2 separate regions of the Mus musculus genome follow, and region 1 is linked to region 2. Evidence: chromatin loops called from intact Hi-C (ENCODE). Cell type or tissue: gastrocnemius. All regions are shown on one strand.

Region 1 (5,000 bases), 57 kb after region 2:
AACCCTGTCTTGGAAAAAAAAAAAAAAAAAAAAAAGAAGTTCAAGCAAAATGGGCTGCACTGACTCATGCATCTTAGGCAAACACAAACCCTGTTGCTAGGCCTAACTGGCCAGCCCGTGCTTTTTTTTTTCCAAAGCTAACACAGAAAGCCAACGCAGTGTGTCTGCCTCCGTTTGGATTCCAGAAGCTGCCCTATTAAGGCATGTGAAAAGAGCCAAAGGGAGGGCTTCTCTTTTCATCAGAGTTAAACCCCCACCCGCAAAGACACCTTTGTTTCCAGGCTCCTTGTCTCTAAGGCCCTTGCTGCTTTCAGATCTGTGTGGTCGAGTAAACATTAAGTCACCTGACAGATTTCTTCTGCGAGGAGAATCGTGTTTCCAGGGCAACAACCCAAACACATAGATCTGTCCCTTTCCCCCCACCACTCCTCACCCTCCGCCTTTTAAAAAATATTTTATTGCATTTTTCACTTATCTTATGTGTGTGTGTGTAGAATCAGAGGATAACTTTCAGGAGTTTGTGGAGTCTGGGGATGAAACTTGGGCCATCAGATCTTGTGCTGGACCTGGTGAGGAGACATCCCCCTCAGGTCCAGCTGCCCTCCTTCTTTTAAGGATTTCTCGTTCTCTACCTAAACTAGTCAGACCAAAACTTAGGTGTGGATGGTTGCAAGACAGAAAGGGGACAATCTTCCAGAGTCCCATAAGGACAGCAGGGATTTTTCAAGGTGTTCCCAGAACTGAGAACCACAGATGGGGGATGGGGAGTTGGGGGGGGGAAGCTCCAGCCACCTAGTGATGTCACCCAGCCCCACAGGAAACAGAGGCCTAAGGATGTTCACAGGAAAGTGTAGCCAAGATGAAGAATACAATCAGACATCTACAAGAGAAGCTGCAGGATGCTCTCGCTGATTAATTCCAAGCCAACGATTAATCTCCCAGAGTTACAGACGCTCTTACACTGGCAGCAGGCTTTGAGTGAGCCTGGCACAAAACTCTCAAAGCAACAGGGACATGTGAACAGAGATGTCATGCACACTCAAAGGGTGCAGGTGACATGCTTGTTCACCGGGAACAAGACTGGCATCCTTTAAAACATGGCTCAGGAAGTGGCTGGGTTCCCTCAGGGACACTGCCTTCCTGGACCTGCCCCAGTTTTTTGATTAAAAGTAAAAAAAAAAAAAAAAATGTCTGGACCATAGCACAGTCTGATCCACCAGGCAGAGGAGGGGTAGAAAAGGGAGACAGCTGGCAGTTGAGGAAGACAAAGCTCTCAGAGGAATTTCAGCCACACTGCAATCTCAGGGCAAATGGAACCAGAACCCAGCATGAAGTACGCCAACAGTTGCATGGAAAGAGCTGACACCCAACACACACACATATTCATTTACCCTCTCTTCTCCCATTTCCCGCCCCCCATCTCTCCCTCCCCTCTCTCCCTCTGCCACACGCGAGTGTGTACTGATTAAAAACAATTGCACATACACTTTACCTACACCCTGATTGAAAACACTTACATAATGAACCCAAAGACACAGAGACCCTCAGCCTCACCTCACCTAAGCAGTGTGGGACTTTCCCTGAATTTTAGGCGAAAAGGAACTGCCTCGTACCCACCTGAAGCCACGGATGATTTAAGGCCTCCTCTGTGGTAAGCCGAGCCTTTGGGTCTACAACTAACAGTTTCTTGACAAGGTCCAGAGCTACAGCAGCAAGAGAATTGGGGAAATCATAATAAATAGAATAAATACATGCCACCTGCATTATTAAACTATGCCAGAACTACAGACCGCCAGCCAGAGAAGAGAGCAGCATGGGACAAGCTGATTGGATGGAGAAAGCCCTCTAAGCCCCTCCCTCTCTGAACACAGGAGAGCGGGACCTGAAGAATGAGGATGTACCCATCTCTCTCTGCTCAGACATCATAACCCTTCCTGTTCCTTGTCGTGCTCGAGTTCAGGCAAATCTAAACTGAACTTCTACCCAGTTCAGAGACTCTCACGATGGGCCAGAAACGCTTGAGTCCCATTGCTTGATGGTGAGAGACCAGAGAGGGGCTCTTTATAAGTAAGTTAAAATAAAGTCCTACCTCACAAGCAAGCAACAGCCAAAGGCTGGCTTGTATGCCCCATGACGCAGCGATATTCTTCCTTAAACCCCTGATATTTAATGCAATCACCTAGGTTATATGACTAGACACTTTTCTCCTGGGAGGTGCAAGGTTGCACTTTTAACTTATAACTCAGAGATAACCTTTGACACTGAGCTCTAACATTCTATCTACTCGAAGAATGTTGGTCCTGAGAAGCTTCTGCACACTTGAACAGGGAGCAGACCCTTGACTCTGTTATACAAAACCTCACACAAAACCTTTCATGTCTGGGCTATTAACCACTTATTTACAAATAAAAAAAAGAGAGACTCAAAAACACTGAGCAACTCGCTCAAGGGCACAAAACAGACAAGTAGCAGACCTAGAACCTAACACTCAGGCTCTGAAACCCAGGCTCTTATTAATCATGTCCTCTTCCTGTCAAATGGTGCAAAGCAGCGGAGTGATCAGATGGGAGAAAAACAGCAGTCTGAGGAGAAACTCCCACCAACAGGACACCCACATGGCAGTCAACCACACCTCTGTGACCCTTCCGTATCCATACCCTCCTCTGAGACATCTGTCCAGACTTCAGGAATAAAGTTGTACTTTCCACTGGTGATCTGATCCTTCAGGGACACTTGGGTCTTATGCTCAGAGAAAGGTGGATACCCACTTAGGCTTAATGTTGGTAGAGAAAGAAAGGGAAAAAGTCAAGCGGCATTCTCAGTGGCATTGGATACACAGGCTTCTTCTCGGCAGTGAGAAAAATCAGCTTTTTTCTTTCTTTCTTTTTTTCTTTTTTTCTTTTTTTCTTTTTTTCTTTCTTTCTTTCTTTCTTTCTTTCTTTCTTTCTTTCTTTATTTATTTATTTATTTATTTATTTATTTATTTATTTTTGGGTTTTTTGAGACAGGGTTTCTCTGTATAGCCCTGGCTGTCCTGGAACTCACTTTGTAGACCAGGCTGGCCTCGAACTCAGAAATCCGCCTGCCTCTGCCTCCCAAGTGCTGGGATTAAAGGCGTGAGCCACCACCGCCCGGCAAAAAAAAAAAAAAAAAAATCAGCTTTTCTTAAGTCAACCTTCAAAAAGAAATGACCTGAGTCAAACAGAAGCCCTCTACCCAGACACAGGGACATTTTTGTCCCACCTCATCCAACCAGACTGTGAAGCCATGAAAATGTCTCCTACCAGATGAAAAGAATAACTCCTAAACTCCAGCAGTCCACAGCGCGGCTGTACCCAGCAGTCCCGTTGGAGACAAGAACCTCAGGAGCCAGATAAGTGGGCGTACCACATAAGGTTCTCATCAAGGAGGTCTCCCCCAAGATCTTGGACTGCCCAAAGTCAGTGATCTAAAAATCATAAACAAAACAAATGAAATCCAAACATTATCATAGCCCATCATCCCAAGAGACACAAAAACTGGATTATCTGTCATACAGACACCTGACATTAACCCTAAATACACAATTTCACGTCTTTGTAATGTATTAAATTTTGCTTAAAGGAAAATCCCTGGAACCTGAGAAATAATTTACCTATGATCATTATAATCTGACAAAAACTTTATGACCCCTGCCACAAACACATTAGGACACTAATATTGATGCACCCAAAACGCTTAAGTCTCACGACACTATGGGACATCTGGAGAGCTCGGGGAGAAAGAAAGCACCTGTTGTCAGCCTAAAGTTTTACGTTTTGGGGTCATCTTGTTGTTTTTTGTCTTGGGACTGTAACAGGAGATTCTAAAATGAAGCTAGGCTCAGGAGGAAAGGCGGACTCCATGACTCAATGGTCCATTGAGACCCTCTTCCCTCCCTCCGAACACAGAAGTGGCTTGTATGCTCTGGAGTTCAGTAACTGCCCATTAGATAGGTGGAACACTGGGCCGTCTCAACAATAACTGGTAAGATTGGGAAGTGAGATTCTCAACCTTTTAATACTCTTATTTGTTTTTAATATAAGAAATTAAAAGTGGCCACAGAGAGGTTAAGCATTGTCACCTTGATTAGACAATCCTCTTCCTGAGATGATAAAAGAACATTCTCCGGCTTTAAGTCCCGATGTATGATCCCATTTTCGTGAAGGTACTGTACAAAAACAGGCAACTGTTGGTTTATATGTACACATGTAAGGAGACACAGTTACCAACAGCTAACTCTTAGCCTGGGTAATATTAAGCTATATGGTGCAGCAGCATCCTAAAAGTCAGAGCTGGACCAGGCCTGAGCACTTAGAAATTTATGTTACAAAAAGCTTTAAAATGCATAAAAATGAAAAGAGCGTCTTAGAATGGTAAAGCTTGTGTTTTACAAAGACAGAAAACAAAAATCCCCTCACAGACAGGCATGGTGTCTGTTTCAATAAACATTTAAATGAATGATAACATATCTTAGGAATTCCATCAAAATTACACATTTTGTTATTCAATCCCTAAGAGTATTTTAAAGGTACTTGACACCAAACCTGAAAACCTCCAGTCACAAAGAGCCCACCATGGAAGAGAACAGACTTCTCCAGGTTGTCCTATAACAAGCTCTCTCTCTCTCTCTCACACACACACACACACACACACACATTCTCTCTCTCTCTCACACACACACACTCTCACAACTCTCACATATACACTCTCATATACTCTTACACACTCACACACACACACTCTCTCACACATACACACACACACTCTCACAACACTCACATATACACACACTCTCATACACTCTCATACACACACACACACTCTCACTTTCACACACACACTCACACTCTTTCATACACACACTCACTCTCACATACACTCTCACACACAGTCACACACAAAGCAGAGAAACTCTGAAAGCTGAAGCTATAGGACTTGCCTAGCATGAACTATTTTCAACCCCCAATGCTATAAACACC
Region 2 (5,000 bases):
CATCACACACACAGATGACACACAAACATACACCTCACTCACACAACATACAACACAGAAACACCACACACACATAAAGACACACAAATGCCCACTCACACAACTTAAAACACAGATAGACACACCACACACATATATACACACACACTATACTACACCACACACACACAGCACAAATAAACACACCCCACAGGGGCCCACACACACAATGTTTAGAAAGTTTTTAAAGAATTAAGTATTTCAAAAACAAATTCTATCAAAAAATATAAGATACAGATGACTGAGAAAACAAGAGTGGTTCAAATGTAAAATACGTACCACATACCAGGACATATAATATAATAGCTTCTAAATGTGAGTACGACTCATCACCAGAAGATGGCCAGCGCATGAGTCAGTGCATATGCCAATGTGTGTTTAGACATTCCACAATGTATTCTCTACCAAAACATTATGTCGTTCTTCTGAAGCACAGAACTCTCCTTTATCAACTGAAAGCCCGGTGCTGCAGCTACTTACACCAACACACACCTGCAGCAAGGAAACAACACTCACTGTACCTCACTCCATGTCTTAGGAACCCAGGTTTACAAACAAGCATCACACCATGGCTGCAGTTAAGTGGCGGAACTAGATTTTCCAACCTGCTGTGGGTCTGAGTGCAATACAAGCGAATGTTCACATAGAGGCCAAGGGCAATATGAGATGTCCTTCCTCCTCAGGCACCATCAATCCTGTTTTTAAGGCAGGCTCTTACTGGGAGCAGCTAGGCTGCTGTGAGCGAGTGAGTCTCAGAGATCTACTAGATCTACCTCCCAGCACCTGAATTACAAGCATCTCCACCACATTCAGCTTCTTACATGAGTGTTCATGGTTGCACAGGACTTTAATGACTGCGCTATCTCCTCAATGCATCAAACTATGTCTTTCTGACTCTCAAACCAACAAGGCTTGCTCTAGACCAATCTGATAAAATTGACAGAGACCTAAAGTACAAAGTGCAAACCCTCTAAGGACTTGAGTAGCCACCTAATTCACAATGGATACTTTCTAAGCTGATGCACATCCTGAAACGGCAGATGCTGAAACTGCACACAGTAACAAATGCTGAACATGTATCACTTATACGTGAGTCCTGTTTAAAGCCAACAACTGGCAGCATAAGCATGCTAGTCCCCGACATCGATGAAGGAGCAGAGAAATCCTCCCCGTTGGTGACAACAGTCATCTCAACACTGCAGTGCATTATTCAACTGTTGTGGAGACGATGATTTAAGGTTGCTGGGCTTCCGATCATATAAAAGAAAAGAAAGAAACGCGATGCATGACACGTATGCTGAAAATCTTAATAAACAATTGTTACTGCTTCCCATGTTTTTGTAATTTTGACACCTTACTATACATACACTTTCTATACATAAAAAAAGCTTAATGTAAAGTGTCCACCTCACCCATCTCCCATTCACCACCTATCTTGATCAAAAGTCTTTGTGCAGTGATGAACTACAACATGTAGGCTTGTGTACACTCCAGAAGGTTGCTGTAAGACAGCACCACCTGATGGCGCAATACTCAGAAAATACTATGATCACAAAAAGATGTAAGACTGTAGTAGTTGTACGCACATTTCCTTATGATTAATTTATAAATTAGGTGCATTAAGACAACAGTGCCAGGCTTAGAGGCACACACTTTTAATCTCGGCAGAGAGAGGCAGAGGCAGGCATATCTCCAAGTTCAAGACCAGTCTGGTCTACAGAGCATGTTCCACAACAGTCAACCCTACAGAGAAAAACCCTATCTCGGGGAAGAAAGAAAAAGCAACAAAAATAACTAATAACACCAGAAAACAATGATAGCAATATAGCCAATAACAACAAGGAACAATGATGGCACTGCAGTGAGTGACATCATTAGCACTGCCACTCCTGCACTTGGGACATCATGAAGCCAGGTGAAGGGTGACAGGAACACAGATACTGTCTCAGAAATCAGAGAATAGGTCTATACCTGGTATCCAAGTGACCACACAGCACACAGAGCACCTAGTGTAAATAAATACCTGACAAACAGAACAGTATACAGTTTAAAACCGATACGTTCATTGATCCTGGAATTTCCATGTAATATTTTAGATCACAGTAAACTGAAAATAATAAAAATTACAGAAAACGAACCCATACACAGAAAGAATTGCTACAAGTCGACAGCAGAGGAGTCTGACAAGAATTTCAGTTTCTATAACTAACACAAACAGATGAAAGCCAAGCTCTCCCAGAATCTTTTAAAGAGAAATGAATACACCTATAGCCAGGCAGTGGTACCCACACCTCCAATCACAGCACCTGGCAGACAGAGGGAGGAGGTGCATCTCTGTGTGTTCAAGGCCAGCCAGGTCTACATACTGAGTTCTAGGACAACCAGGGCTACAAAGGAAAACCTTGTTTCAAAAAACAAAAACAAAACAAAACAAAAAACAAAATCCATGGCAGAGAAACATATACAAACTCTAAGACAAGAAATCATAACCCTGGAACAGGACATAAACAAAAAACCTGTATAAACCATCACTAAGATCAAGGAGAAAGGAGCCGAGCCCTTGAAGGACAGACCGGCACTTTGTAAGAATATGTGTGACTTCCTATGACAGGACAGGGCACTCAGGACTCCAGAAGCAAGCTAGACTCTGTCAGACCTGGGGAGCAGAAGAATAGATACATTCATTAATGTTTAACTGCCTCAAAGCTCTGAATTCAGCCTTCAGCTCCTCTTCTGCATTACTAAAATTTTGCTACCATGAGCATGATATGGCTCTTTCTCAGTAGAGGGCACTGGAGGACTGGTCCATGAAAGAGCTCTCTAGCTCTTAGACAGGCGATAACACTGAGGACACTCTCTGGAATTTGCCCAAGTGAGTACTAAGAGTGACCAGAAACTCTCAACTGCAGCTGAGCCTGGTGACATCTTCCTGAGCCCTCCATGAGCTAGAAGCTGCAGGTGTGGACCACTCTGCCTCCTTTGCAGACAGGTGCTGAGCTCATTTTGCAGATTCCTGAGTCACTCTCAGCACCACAGCTACAGCTACAGCTACGTGGACACTGTGCACTCCAGGCCTCCTGCATGTCAAGTATCCTTGATTTCAATTTATTCTCTATTAACTAATGTTCCAGAGAGCTACTTTGCACTCTGCAAGCAAATACAAACCATTTTCACCCTGCCAGAAATGTCTCTGGATCCAATGTATTGCTTCTCCATCTTTTCAGAAGAGGCAAACAAATATGTGCAAGATTTCCACACATCTGCCCTTTCTCACTCCCCCCTCCTCCCCCTCTTCCTCTCCTTCTCCCCCCCCCCCCCAAGCTCTGGAATACCCTAGAGAATTGATTTAAGCTTACAGAGACATATTATATAACAGCTTCATAATTCTGTGTACAAAACTTCCCCTGTTTAAATAACTGTCAGCTGACTGGACCAAGAACTACTAGCAACATGAAATAATCTCAAAAAAGAGACACTCTAAAAACCTGACTGCTGTAACTGGCCTGGTTAGGCCCTTAGATATGAGAGAAACAAGATGCTAATTCACATGTTAATGGAAATATGCCCCATGGTTGTTAATTAAGTGACAAGAAAAACAAATATCACTGGGGCGCAAGTGGCTAATGCACTCTGCAATTTGTGAATGGTGTCTACAAGGGCCAGGGTATGGGATATATGATTCTTAGTGTATTTCAGGGCTTTTATACAGGACTTATAACAACTTTGAGTATATCAACTTAGTCCAAAAGATAATCAAAGATTCTTTAAGAGAAGCTGAAGAGGTGGCTCAGCAGTTAAAAGCTCCTGAAGAAGACCCAAGTTCAGTCACACAGCACCGCACTAAAAGACTCACAACCACCTGTAAACTTGTAGCTTGAAAGGACCCAACACCTTATTCTGGTCTCTTGGGGCACTCCCAGACACATGAGCATATATAGAGACAGACAGACAGACAGACAGATACATACAACACACACACAAATGAATAAAAATAAATTTTAACAAAATAATAAGTAACAATTGCTTTAAAAGTGAACATTAAGTTTCAAAGTGGAATGTTTTGTTTTTAAAGCCATTAAACTGCCAAAGAACTTTTGACACATAAATGACGACCATTTAGAAGATGAAAAGGAGAAAATGAGTCCAAATATTAAGTCAACAAAGATAAGTGGCCTAAGAATATAGTTCTAAAAAACATGCAAGATCTATGTGGAAATATCATTTATTACTACTGAATTGAACCGAGTATAAATATCCATCCTATTTTGAGCAGAAAGATTCAATGACACTAAGGTATCAATGTTTTATCTATGACTTATTTTTCATAAGAGTAATACAAAATACCAAGATAAGTTTTAACTAGGTTTAAGCAAGAATAGGCCCTGTACATTCACATGTTTGAGAGCTTGATCACTAGGAGGTAGAACTGTTTAGGAAAGATTAGGAGGAAGTGTACCACTGGGGTATGCAGGATATTCTCTTGTGCACTGTGTAGAAGCATTCACCTATCAACAAAGAGCTGAATGGCAGGATTGGAAGGTGGGACATCCAGCAGAGGGGGTGGGGGGAATTCTGGGAAAGAGTCATGAGCAGATTTCGCCTGGACTAGGACAACACTGACAAATGTGACTGAGGAGAGGTAACTAGCCATGTGGCAGGCATAGCCAGTCAGAGAATAAGCCAAAGCCTACGGCCTGGGCATTAATTCATAAATAAATAAGTCTCAGAGTCATTATTCTGGAAACAAAGAAGACAGATAGAAAAGCTCCTGGCTATAGGGGTGGGCTTTGAGGTTTCAAAAATCCATACCAGGATGTTCCATTATTTATATCTGTATCATGCTTATAAGTCAAAACATAAGCTCTCAGCTACTGCTCCCGCAGCATGCCTATAGGCATGACACCATGCTTCCTGCTACATGGCCAAGGACTCACCCTCTGAAACTGCAAACCCCCAACAAT

The links. Peaks named below come from ENCODE experiments on the same cell type or tissue, not always from the same donor. Only the 100,000 strongest peaks of a DNase experiment are listed, where the experiment ranks them.
Region 1: it touches region 2 in a loop (4-fold over the local background); 3 of 42 quality-filtered maps call a loop at or near these places.

The regions. Positions count from the first base shown.
Region 1 is chr5:110,864,711-110,869,710 of GRCm38, reverse strand. Chek2 (checkpoint kinase 2) reads right to left here. Exons shown (of 15, transcript NM_016681.4): 10 at 4,103-4,189; 11 at 3,285-3,448; 12 at 2,658-2,773; 13 at 1,618-1,703. Among named protein-coding and RNA genes, the nearest start is that of Ttc28, 13 kb to the left of the region's middle. In gastrocnemius, no CTCF peak of the experiment used is centred here; no DNase peak of the experiment used is centred here; H3K27ac peaks cover 1,327 bases.
Region 2 is chr5:110,921,392-110,926,391 of GRCm38, reverse strand. The region is part of intron 2 of Ttc28 (tetratricopeptide repeat domain 28); the gene reads right to left. Among named protein-coding and RNA genes, the nearest start is that of Ttc28, 44 kb to the right of the region's middle. In gastrocnemius, CTCF peaks have their summits at 1,569 and 2,823 (motif pointing right); no DNase peak of the experiment used is centred here; H3K27ac peaks cover 223 bases.